Linked DNA regions of Homo sapiens: region 2 is linked to region 1. Evidence: chromatin loops called from intact Hi-C (ENCODE). Cell type or tissue: K562. All regions are shown on one strand. Each heading gives the region's core, and the rest is flanking DNA. Links, peaks and the distances in the headings are about the cores only.

Region 1 (5,133 bases), core at 1,017-3,516:
CTGTAATCCCAGCTACTCGGGAGGCTGAGGCAGAAGAATCTCTTGAACCCGGGAGACAGAGGTTGCGGTGAGCCGAGATCGCGCCACTGTACTCCAGCCTGGGCAACAAGAGTGAAACTCCATCTCAAAAAAATAATAATAATAATAGTACCTACTTCACCGATTTGTTAGGGATAAAATGACCATAATGTGCTTAGAAAAATGCCTAGCACTTAGTATGCAGTGAATAAAAATTAACTGTTATAGCTGTTGTTTTTTATAATCAGGATAACCATTATCATGATTCCAAGTTCAACAGAAAGTAGTTTAGTGTGTACTTGTAATCTTTTTCTGTTGAGCTGTAATAACTTAGGGTTTCGTTTAGGACAGAATGTGACAAGAGGAAATGTATTCAGGAACATGTTTGCACAGCTTGCATTTAAGATGATGTTAACACATTATTATTTTCATATACAAAAGTTTAAAAATTAGAAGTAAAATAGTGGCCCCTCTATCAGATGGACACAGCCGTACTCACAGGGAAAGACCACTACTATAGGAAGTTAATCATCCAGTCATTCTGTCTCCTGCTCTGATAACAAAGGATTTTGCTGTATTTCCTGACAAGGCATTGCAAGATTCCAGACTGGCACTGCAGCCCTGCATGCCAAAATGAGTTCAGAAACCAGGATGGGGAGGCAGAAATGGGAGTGTGAAGGAGCAGGTTTCAAAGAAAAGATTGCCACGCCTCGTGGAGATTCATTTGCAAGTGCTGGGCCATGCCTGCCGGTGGGGCTTGTGGGATCACACTAGAAAGTCTGTAGACTTGTTGGAATTTAGAGTGTGTGTGTGTGTATGACTGGCGTAGATGTGGAATGACCACTAACTTTATTGAGCTCTTGCTAATGCCAGGCACTATTCTGAATGCTCCATATGCAATGTCACATCAGCATCAAGGCATGGGTCCGTTATCCCCATTTTACAGATGAGAAAACCAAGACAGAGCAAGTTTAATGATGTCTCCCAGGTCACCAAGTTCTAAGTGTGGATTTTGGAAATGGTTGCCGTCAATTGGTCTCCGAGCCCAGGCTCAGCCACTGTGGCTACACTTGTGGGGATGGCTGTGCATTCTGTTTGCCAGGCAGCATCTAGATGATACTTTTGTCCCAGAGTAAATGTAAATAGTGCCCCCTTAATTTTGGATGTGAGTTTATGTAGTGTCCCTTACTGGATTACCCCAAGGCTTGGTGATTACGTGATTTAGATCATTTAGTAACTGGCTCTTTTTTCATAATGACTGGTTGAATTGAATGGAATTCTCTCAACATCTTACCTCTTTTCTTCCTTCCCTTTTTTTTTTTTTTTTTTTTTAAAGAAATGGGGTCTCGCTATGTTGACCAGACTGCTCTTAAACTCTTGGCCTCAAGCAATTTTCCCATCTTGGCCTCCCAAAGTGCTAGGGTTATAGGTGTGAGCCACTGCTTCTGGCCTCGTCTTATTTACATACTGTCTCTTTCACAAATGGATGTGTGTATTCCTTACTAGTTTATGAGATATGATCTTCCTTTTTAAGAGTTCTTTATACTTTTCAGAGCATTTTCATACACTCTGAGAGTCTCATAACATGTATTTTTATCTCTTTTTAAAGATGAGGAAAGGACTGATGCTTAGAGACGTTGAATAACATAAATAAAATCCCAGCAAACATTTAGTATGCCTTGGCCGGGTGCAGTGGCTCACCCCTGTAGTCCCAGCATTTTGGGAGGCTGAGGCAGGTGGCTCGCTTGAAGTCAGGAGTTTAAGACCAAGCTAACCAACATGGTGAAACCCTGTCTTTACTAAAAATACAAAAATCAGCCCGGCATGGTAGTGGGCGCCTGTAATCCCAGCTACTCAGGAGGCTGTCTCAGAAAAAAAAAAAAAAAAAAAAAAAAGGTTGAGTTCCAAAACTAAAGAAATCTCTGACATGTTCTTAAGCTTTCTCTCGTCCTCCCACTTAACGTTTCTTTGGATGGAGCATTAATAATCCTCTTAAGCAGGCCTGTCAGGGACTTCACACAAACGTCAGTGTCTGCTTAATGGGCTGTGGATTTAGGAACTTCATGTCTCCTGAAGCTCTTAAGACCTTTAAGCACATGTTACTCCTTTCATTAAAGAATTAAGACACTGCGTGGCCTACTGCCAGGGAGTGTTCAGAGCTTAGGAGGTATAGGTCATCTGTGGACCATCTTCACAGGGGAATACATTTGAAAAGCCAATCTGCTGCTCCACCTGTCTAGTGAAGGTGGAATGAGGAAGCCTTTTCCTTGTAATTGCAGTCTGGCTGCTTCAGCTTTGCTGAGAACACATTTGGATCATAGAGCACTCTCTAATACCCCCAGACACTGAAAATGGTTCCATTTTATTCAGTAATGGCTAGTCACTAAATGCAAACAATGTTTATCTAATGGGTATCGTTCCCAGTCTCATTCCTATTTCAATTCCTGTGGTTAATAAGCTAACATCTTATCAATAAGCTAACATCTCCAAAAGTGGGTTCTATTGAACACTTGTTCTATAGAAATTCATATATGTTACTTCTGGGATTGTATCAGTATAATTTGTTATAATAGAGTAACTTGTAAGCATGGTATTTCTAGTATTTCATGTGACTTGGTGATATGGTATGGCTGTGTCCCACCAAAATCTCATCTTGAATTGTAGCTTCCATAATTACCACGTGTTGTGGGAGGGACTCAATGGAAGTTAATTGAATCATGGGAGCGGTTTCCCTCATGCTGTTCTCATGGTCGTGAATAAGTCTCACGAGATCCGATGGTTTTATAAGGGGAAATCCCTTTTCCTTGGTTCCCATTCTCTCTCTTGCCTGCCACCGATGTGCCTTTTGCCTTCTGTCATGATTGTGAGGCCTCCCCAGCCACGTGGAACTGTGAGTCCATTAAACCTCTTTTTCTTTAAAAATTACCCAGTCTTGGGTGTGTCTTTATCAGCAGCATGAAAATGGACTAATACACTCAGTCTTCCTTTTTTTCTTCTTGAGTACTTTCCATGATTCTGGTTCATTTAGAGTCCCACTCTAAAGAGGTATTTCCTGAATAACAAAACATGAATTTGTATTGAGGGAGAAAAATAAAATGGCTTACTTCTGTCCATTACTCAAGGGTGGGTGTCCTTCTTAATTTATGACTTGTACATTACGGAGTCCATACATGTGAATTAAAAACCTGGATAGACATCTTTGCATTTAATGTGAGAGACCCATCAAGGACAGCAAAACTCTGCTCCTTGGGACACAGTAGCCACATCGTTGGAAGAATTTGATAGGGTTACCCAAGGTTTCCTAAAGCATTTTTGTCTAACATTAGTTCCTCAAATGGCTTTGAGAAGAAACAAATCCTTGGACAAGTTATTTTGAGAAAGAATAATTATAAAACCTTTCTTTGGAGATTCACAGTGCTAAAAGCTCGGAGACGTCCTGCAGTAATAAATCCTGTAAAACTTTGGCTTGTTGTTCCCTAAACTTACTTGATGACAGAATTCTAGGTTCAACATATGTTAAGATCCCTAGAACAATAAAGTATACAGTAACATTTTAAAGTATACACTAACATTTTCAGAAATGTCAGTATGTACTCTATTGTTCTACCACAACGGTTGATGAACATTGAGTTTAATGATTGGCATTAACCACTGGAAAACAATTTGAAAGGAAATGAGGCTGATACTGTAGCTATTACCATTTTCTTTGCTCTCCTGTCATGTGATGGTACTGTCCTTTACTCATAATTTGCCATCCATATTCTTTTCCATTTCTGCTTTACTGTTAAGAGTGAGGACTTATTGGGGAGAACACTAAACTCAAATCCACTTATTTCATCAATCTTTCAACTAATTATTTCTTTTCTTTCTTTCTTTCTTTTTTTTTTTTTTTGAGATGGAGTCTCACTCTGTCACCCAGGCTGGAGTACAGTGGCACGATCTCGGCTCACTGCGACCTCCATCTCCTGGGTTCAAGTGATTCTCCTGCCTCAGCCTCCCGAGTAGCTGGGATTATAGGCGTGCGCCACCACGCTCAGTTAATTTTTGTATTTTTAGTAGTGGAAGGGTTTCACCATGTTGGCCAGGCTGGTCTCAAACTCCTGACCTCAGGTGATGTGCCCCCCTCGGCCTCCAAAAGTGGTGGATTACAGGCGTGAGCCACTGTGCCCAGCCTCAACTAATTATTTCAAAGCCAGGGATTGCATTCTGCTCTAAGCAACAGAAACCAGCTACACTGACAATGACGTGAGTTAATTTTTCTCATTTAACAGGAAGTCCAGAGGCTGGTACAGCACCTCAGAAATGCACACAGCTCTACTAACTTTAATGTGTGTTCATGTCATCTTCATGATCTCAGGATAGCTCTATCATTCCAAACATCGTATCCATATCTGTGGTACAAACTGGAAGAAGGAAAAAGGAGGAAGGGCAAAAAACCACAGGCTTCTGTCAGCTGAATTTGTACCTTCTTTTATCAGAAGAACAACAGTTTTCTTGGAAGCCCCACCCAGTAATGTTTACCTACATCTCCTTGGCCAGAACTGTGTTTAATGGCTACCCGAAGCTGCAGAGAGGACTTTGGAAAATAGAGTTTTTAGCCCAGCACATTGCTTCCAGGAAAACCAGTGTTCTGTTAGCAAGTAGCACTCGATGTATCCCAAAACCATCATTGAATTAGTCCTTTTTAAACAGAGGTCCATGTTTTGGTCTTCACTGAATCTAGATTCAGATTAACGCTGCAGATATTTACTGAGTGCTTTCAGTCATAAACCAAGCACAGTAATTGCATGGAGGAATGTGTATGGCAAATTACACCGTCTGCCTTCAAGGTAATCACAATCTAAATAGAAAAGCAGAGAAATAGCTACACAAATAACTCCAATAAAGTTTAATAAGTATTATATATATGATCTTAGAACTGATTATTGGACTAATAAGTAAAATAATATTTGAAATCCATCCTATGCAATACAGATAATATGTACATCATATCCACTCCTAAGGAAAGAAATCTAATGGTCAGAGTTTCAGGGGAAACGGTGCAGGTTAGGTGAAGGTGCAGAAAAGAAAAAAAAAAAAGTTGGATTATAACTCGGTTTTTTCTCACTGATTATA
Region 2 (5,133 bases), core at 1,387-3,886, 120 kb before region 1:
CTAAGAACAATTAGAGAAAATTAATCCAGACTTCTTGGAAAGCTTGTAACCTTTTCATTTGGGACACATGTGTTTCCTTTGATTTTTAAAATCCTGGCCCGGTGCAGTGGCTCATGCCTTAATCTCAGCGCTATGGGGAGGCCAAGGTGGGCAGATCACTTGAGGCCAGGAGTTTGAGACTAGCCTGGCCAACATGGTGAAACCCCATCTCTACTAAAAATATTATTTAAAAAAATTAGCTGGGTGTGGTGGCAGGCGCTTGTAATCCAGCTACTCGGGAGGCTGAGGCGGGAGAATCGCTTGAACCAGGGAGTCAGAGGTTGCATTGGGCCGAGATCACACCACTACACTCCAGCCTGGCGACAGAGCGAGACTCAGTCTCAAAAAAACAAAACAACAAGAAAACCACAAAACTTTCAGAATTCTAAAAACATTGACCTGGGTTATCTGGGATAAAATCAAAACAACTGTGAAGCTCTACTGACCTAAGCCCATGAAAAATTTGCCAGACTAGTATCATTTTTGTCCAATTGTCTATGTTATTTCAAAAAAAAATTCTTTAAACTTCTGTCTTTCTCTTCGAGAAAGCAGCATTGGTGCATGCTTATTTTGATAGGATTCCACCTACACTTTCTTCCTCACCGACATTTTCTACTGTTTTTATAAAGTAGATAACACTGACTTTTCTACTGATTTTTATAAATTTGATTTACTTATATTTTATCCAATGATTGGGTTTAGTACTTATTTTAATTTTTGCTTTCTAAATATATATATATATTTGAGGGCAATAGAGAATAAAGTACAATTACTTGATGTCAACCTTTGAGAACCACAGACAAGATTTATTACAACATCCTTTTAGGCCAGTGAATGATCACAGCTTGTAAAAAGTAGAAACTTGGGCTTTTCTGATTATCAGTTATATTTTTCAAGGGTGTTTGTTTTATAAGAATTAGGGCGATGGCTACGATATGAGCTGCTGTAAGAGAAGGAAGAGAGTTGATGGAGCTGATTTACTCTAAACTGAATAATTAGTTCTTGGCTAATATACTTTAAAATTAACCTTATTGAGAGGTGTGGGTGTGTGTGGGTGTGGGTGTTCAGAGACAGGGTCTCACTCTGTCACCCAGACTGGAGTGCAGTGGCATCATCATAGCTCACTGTAACCACGAACCTCCTGGAATCAAGCTATCCTCCTGCCTGAGACTTCCAAAGTGCTGGAATTACAAGCATGACCCATTGTGCCTAGCTGAGGTGTAAATTTATCTACGATAAAATGCACCCATTTTAAGGGTACACTTTCTTGAGTTTTTACAGTTGCATATGCCTGATTAACCACTATCACCATTAAGATATAGAACATATTGGCCAGGCATGGTGGCTCACGCCCGTAATCCCAACACTTTGGGAGGCTGAGGTGGGCGGATCACAAGGTCAGGAGTATGAAACCAGCTTGGCCAACATGGTGGAACCCTGTCTCTACTAAAAATGCAAAAATTAGCAGGGCGTGGTGGCGCGTGCCTGTAATCCCAGCTACTTGGGAGCCTGAGGCAGGGGAATCGTTGGAACCCAGGAGGCGGAGGTTGCAGTAAGCTGCGATCACGCGCAGCACTCCAGCCTAGGCGACACAGCAAGACTCTGTCTCAAAAAAAGAAAGATATAGAACAAATCTATCCTACAAATCTCAAATCTCTTGGGGCCCTTTTGTGGTCATCGGTAATATATTTCTTCATATTGTAAGACCTTATCTATCCATGTTACTTCACATGATGCTCTTCTATTTTTATTTATTTATTTTTTTTGAGTTGGAGTTTTGCTCTTGTTGCCCAGGCTAGAGTGCAACGGCACGATCTTAGCTCACTGCAGCCTCTCCCTCCCAGGTTCAAGTGATTCTCCTGCGTCAGCCTCCCGAGTAGCTGGGACTACAGGCGCCCGCCACCATGCCCAGCTAATTTTTGTATTTTTAGTAGAGACGGAGCTTCGCCATGTTGGCCAGGCTGGTCTTGAACTCCCCACCTCAGGTGATCCGCCCACCTCGGCCTCCCAAAGTGCTGGGATTACAGGCATGAGCCACCGCACCCAGCCTTTCACATGACACTCTTACTCCCTCACCTCACTTCCATTGGTCACAACATTTAAAGGGAAGCAAAATTATTTGATGACTAGACCTGCTGGTTATGTAATTATAATCATATAGGATAAACAATTATCTTTATGCACTTTGAGTTTACAGTGTAGTGGGGGAGGGGACAGACAGATCTGAGTCTAACGGGCTGAATCAGATGCATCTGAGTAAGAAACTTTGGGGCTGGCTGATAACATCAGTTTGATTCTATTCATTGCATTGTCATTAATAAGCCAGAACTAATTGGAGAAATAAAATTTGAGTCAAGCATGAGGAAGATTCCAATTAAATGGAAAGGTGTAGATTGGCTGTGTTACACCTCCAATGTATGGAAGCTCAGAGGAAAGGGAGAGAGAGAGAGAGGACCACAGGAATTTGTCTGGCCAGAGTAGATATAACAGAAGTACTCTGTGGTTGAGCTGCCTCCGGGTGCCTGTGGATGTTGTCCAGACTCAGCCTTACTTGCACACAGCCCCCACACCAGCATCAGCTGTTCCTGAGGGCAGGGCCGGTACAGATGGTTGTGTCCTGCCCCACCCTCTTTCAAGTGGAGCCTCTCTGGCTGCTGCCTCTTCCTGGCTGTGCTCATCTCTGTGGTCCGTGTCATCTGTTCCCTCCGTTGCTACTTGCCTGCACAAATTTTCTCCTCGCTCTGCTTTTTTAACGGTCTCCCTTATGACTTATTGCTTCTTCTCCTCAGCCTTTGCAGCAAAAGCTTGACCTTTTATGGACATTTCAAGCCTGTTCTTCAATTTATTACCATGTTTTTTTTTTCTTTGTTTTTTGAGACGGAGTCTTTCTCTGTCATCTAGACTGGAGTGCACTGGCGCAATCTCAGCTCGCTGCAACCTCCACCTCCTGGGTTCAAGTAGTTCTCTTGCCTCAGCCTCCCAAGTAGCTGGGATTACAGGCACGCCCCACCACGCCCAGCTAATTTTTGTATTTTTAGTAGAGATGGGGTTTCACCATGTTGGCCAGGTTGTTCACGTGATCCACGCGCCTTGGCCTCCTAAAGTGCTGGGACTACAGGCATGAACCACCACACCCAGCCTATTACCATATTTTCAGTGCACCTAAAATACCATCAATTATAAGACACATTGGTATGTAGGTGCCACACAAAAGAAAAACCATTGCCCGTTGAACTATTAAACCTTGATTGTCAAATGTATCCCAATTCTGAAATTTTAAGATGTGGAAAATAGACAATGTTGCCAACCAAACACTAAGCACCCTAGAATACAGAGGAACACAGGGCTTAGGTGAGAATAAGAGAAGAATTTGAAACTAGAGGTAAGACGCCTGGTGTGCGCTGCAGTCTATGTCGTTGCTGGAGGTGGACATCTTACTTGGCTGGAGGATCCTAGAAGCCCATGCAAACAGGAAAATAACTGTTATACAATTGTATATAAGAAGAAAACAAGCTAGTTGCTCAAAAAGAACATAGCTATTCTATTTACTAAGCCCTGGGTGAAGGATCTTTCTGTCCTTTTAGTGTTATTTAGAGAACAATATCTTCAATAACATCTCTACTATAAATACAGTCACTGGGCTGTTTTGTTTAATGTCAAATTTATGGTAGTCAGTTGGTAAAATATTAAAAGTTCAATTTGACTCTACATGGTCCAACCTAATTCGGGGAGAATATAAAGGGCTTACAATATGCTTGGTGCTTGTTGGGCCAATTTTGGGGTGGTTTTAGGTCCCTTTCATGCTGGGACATGATTTATTGCCTATCTTAATAACTTATTTATTATCCCACATCAGTTGCTACCTTCCACCTTTGGAATCCCAGCTCCTTTCCAGGTCCCCTTACCAGCCCACACTAGTGAAGTCCACCTCCTTGCCAAGTCCAGATCTCATTAAGCTGCACATCCCAGTTTCCACTTCCGTATTTTCTCCAGTTTGAAGTGCTCTTTTAGCCTCCTCTCTGCAAACTCACATTCATTGGTTCCTTTTGGATGTTTCAGCATACGTCTTCCTTTAAGAATCTTTCTCTGACCCTTGGCTTAACATTAAGCCCCTGTAATATTATGTAGATAATTTTAACCATATTTTTATGTACTTGTTAATCTGCTGTTTAATACTTTTTTGAACTGAAAGATGCTACGCTTCTTGAAAGGAGGCTTAGTTTCTCCTACTGTGGATCTTGAAAGGGGTCTAGTGCAGTGTTCGGTACTCAATTCGTGCTCAAAAACAATGAAAGAATGAATGATACGTTATACTGTGAATTCACTCCTTGATGACGAAGTCAGTAGGGGCTTCTTCCCAGCTCATTTCACTTTTACTTTGCTGTTTCTCCTGCACTACTATATGATAGACACCACAATTCTTTACATTCCTTTATTCTGCTGGGAATATACCTCTGAGGAATGACATATAAAAATATTTCTGAAACATTTAAAACCCATGGTCCCTTTGGATCAACTTAAAAATCTCACCTCCTCCTGAGAGATGATGCTCTCGATATATCCCCTGGGTAAAGGAAGGAGCTGCCCTGTACCCCAACCCCAACTATAACTGATATAAGAGGATCCCTCTTTGGGTAATAGTATTGAAGGTTATTACCCCAAAATGGTCACTGATTTGTTAGCCAGGCTGATCACATTCATAAATGCATAGTTAATACATAGAAAGAGATACCTATTTGTGGGGAGAGTTTGCTTAGCAAAAACATCTTGGTTTTAAAGTTTAGCAGTGTTATTTTTAGTTATAATTCATTTGTTAAGTTTAGTCAACAAACATTGGTGCCCAGAGGCTGGTCCATTAGTGTTTCCAGTTAAGGCAAAATCCAAAATTATTTTTTATACTCGCTCTCTTTTTGCTACTCTCAAAGAATGTTTACTTTTTTTTAGTTACTAAAGAGTGATTTTCCCTTTGACTCATAACCTTTTTTTATGATTTTACCTTGTTGGCAGATTTTTAACTCCTAAAATTTCCCCATGGGTTGAGGAATCACAAATGCCATTCAAAATGAATGCATGATAAACCTTTTTCTAGCCACC

Evidence for each region. A loop is a pair of places that touch in the nucleus more often than their neighbours do. Peaks named below come from ENCODE experiments on the same cell type or tissue, not always from the same donor. Only the 100,000 strongest peaks of a DNase experiment are listed, where the experiment ranks them.
Region 2: a loop joins it to region 1, with 2.0 times the contacts of the local background. A loop is called at or near these places in 2 of 110 quality-filtered maps.

The regions. Positions count from the first base shown.
Region 1 is chr6:17,842,822-17,847,954 of GRCh38, reverse strand. All of the region lies in intron 9 of KIF13A (kinesin family member 13A), which reads left to right. Among named protein-coding and RNA genes, the nearest start is that of NUP153-AS1, 140 kb to the right of the region's middle. In K562, for the core only: a CTCF peak has its summit at 2,256; a DNase peak (open chromatin) is centred at 2,214.
Region 2 is chr6:17,960,091-17,965,223 of GRCh38, reverse strand. The region is part of intron 2 of KIF13A (kinesin family member 13A); the gene reads left to right. Among named protein-coding and RNA genes, the nearest start is that of KIF13A, 25 kb to the left of the region's middle. In K562, for the core only: no CTCF peak of the experiment used is centred there; a DNase peak (open chromatin) is centred at 2,603.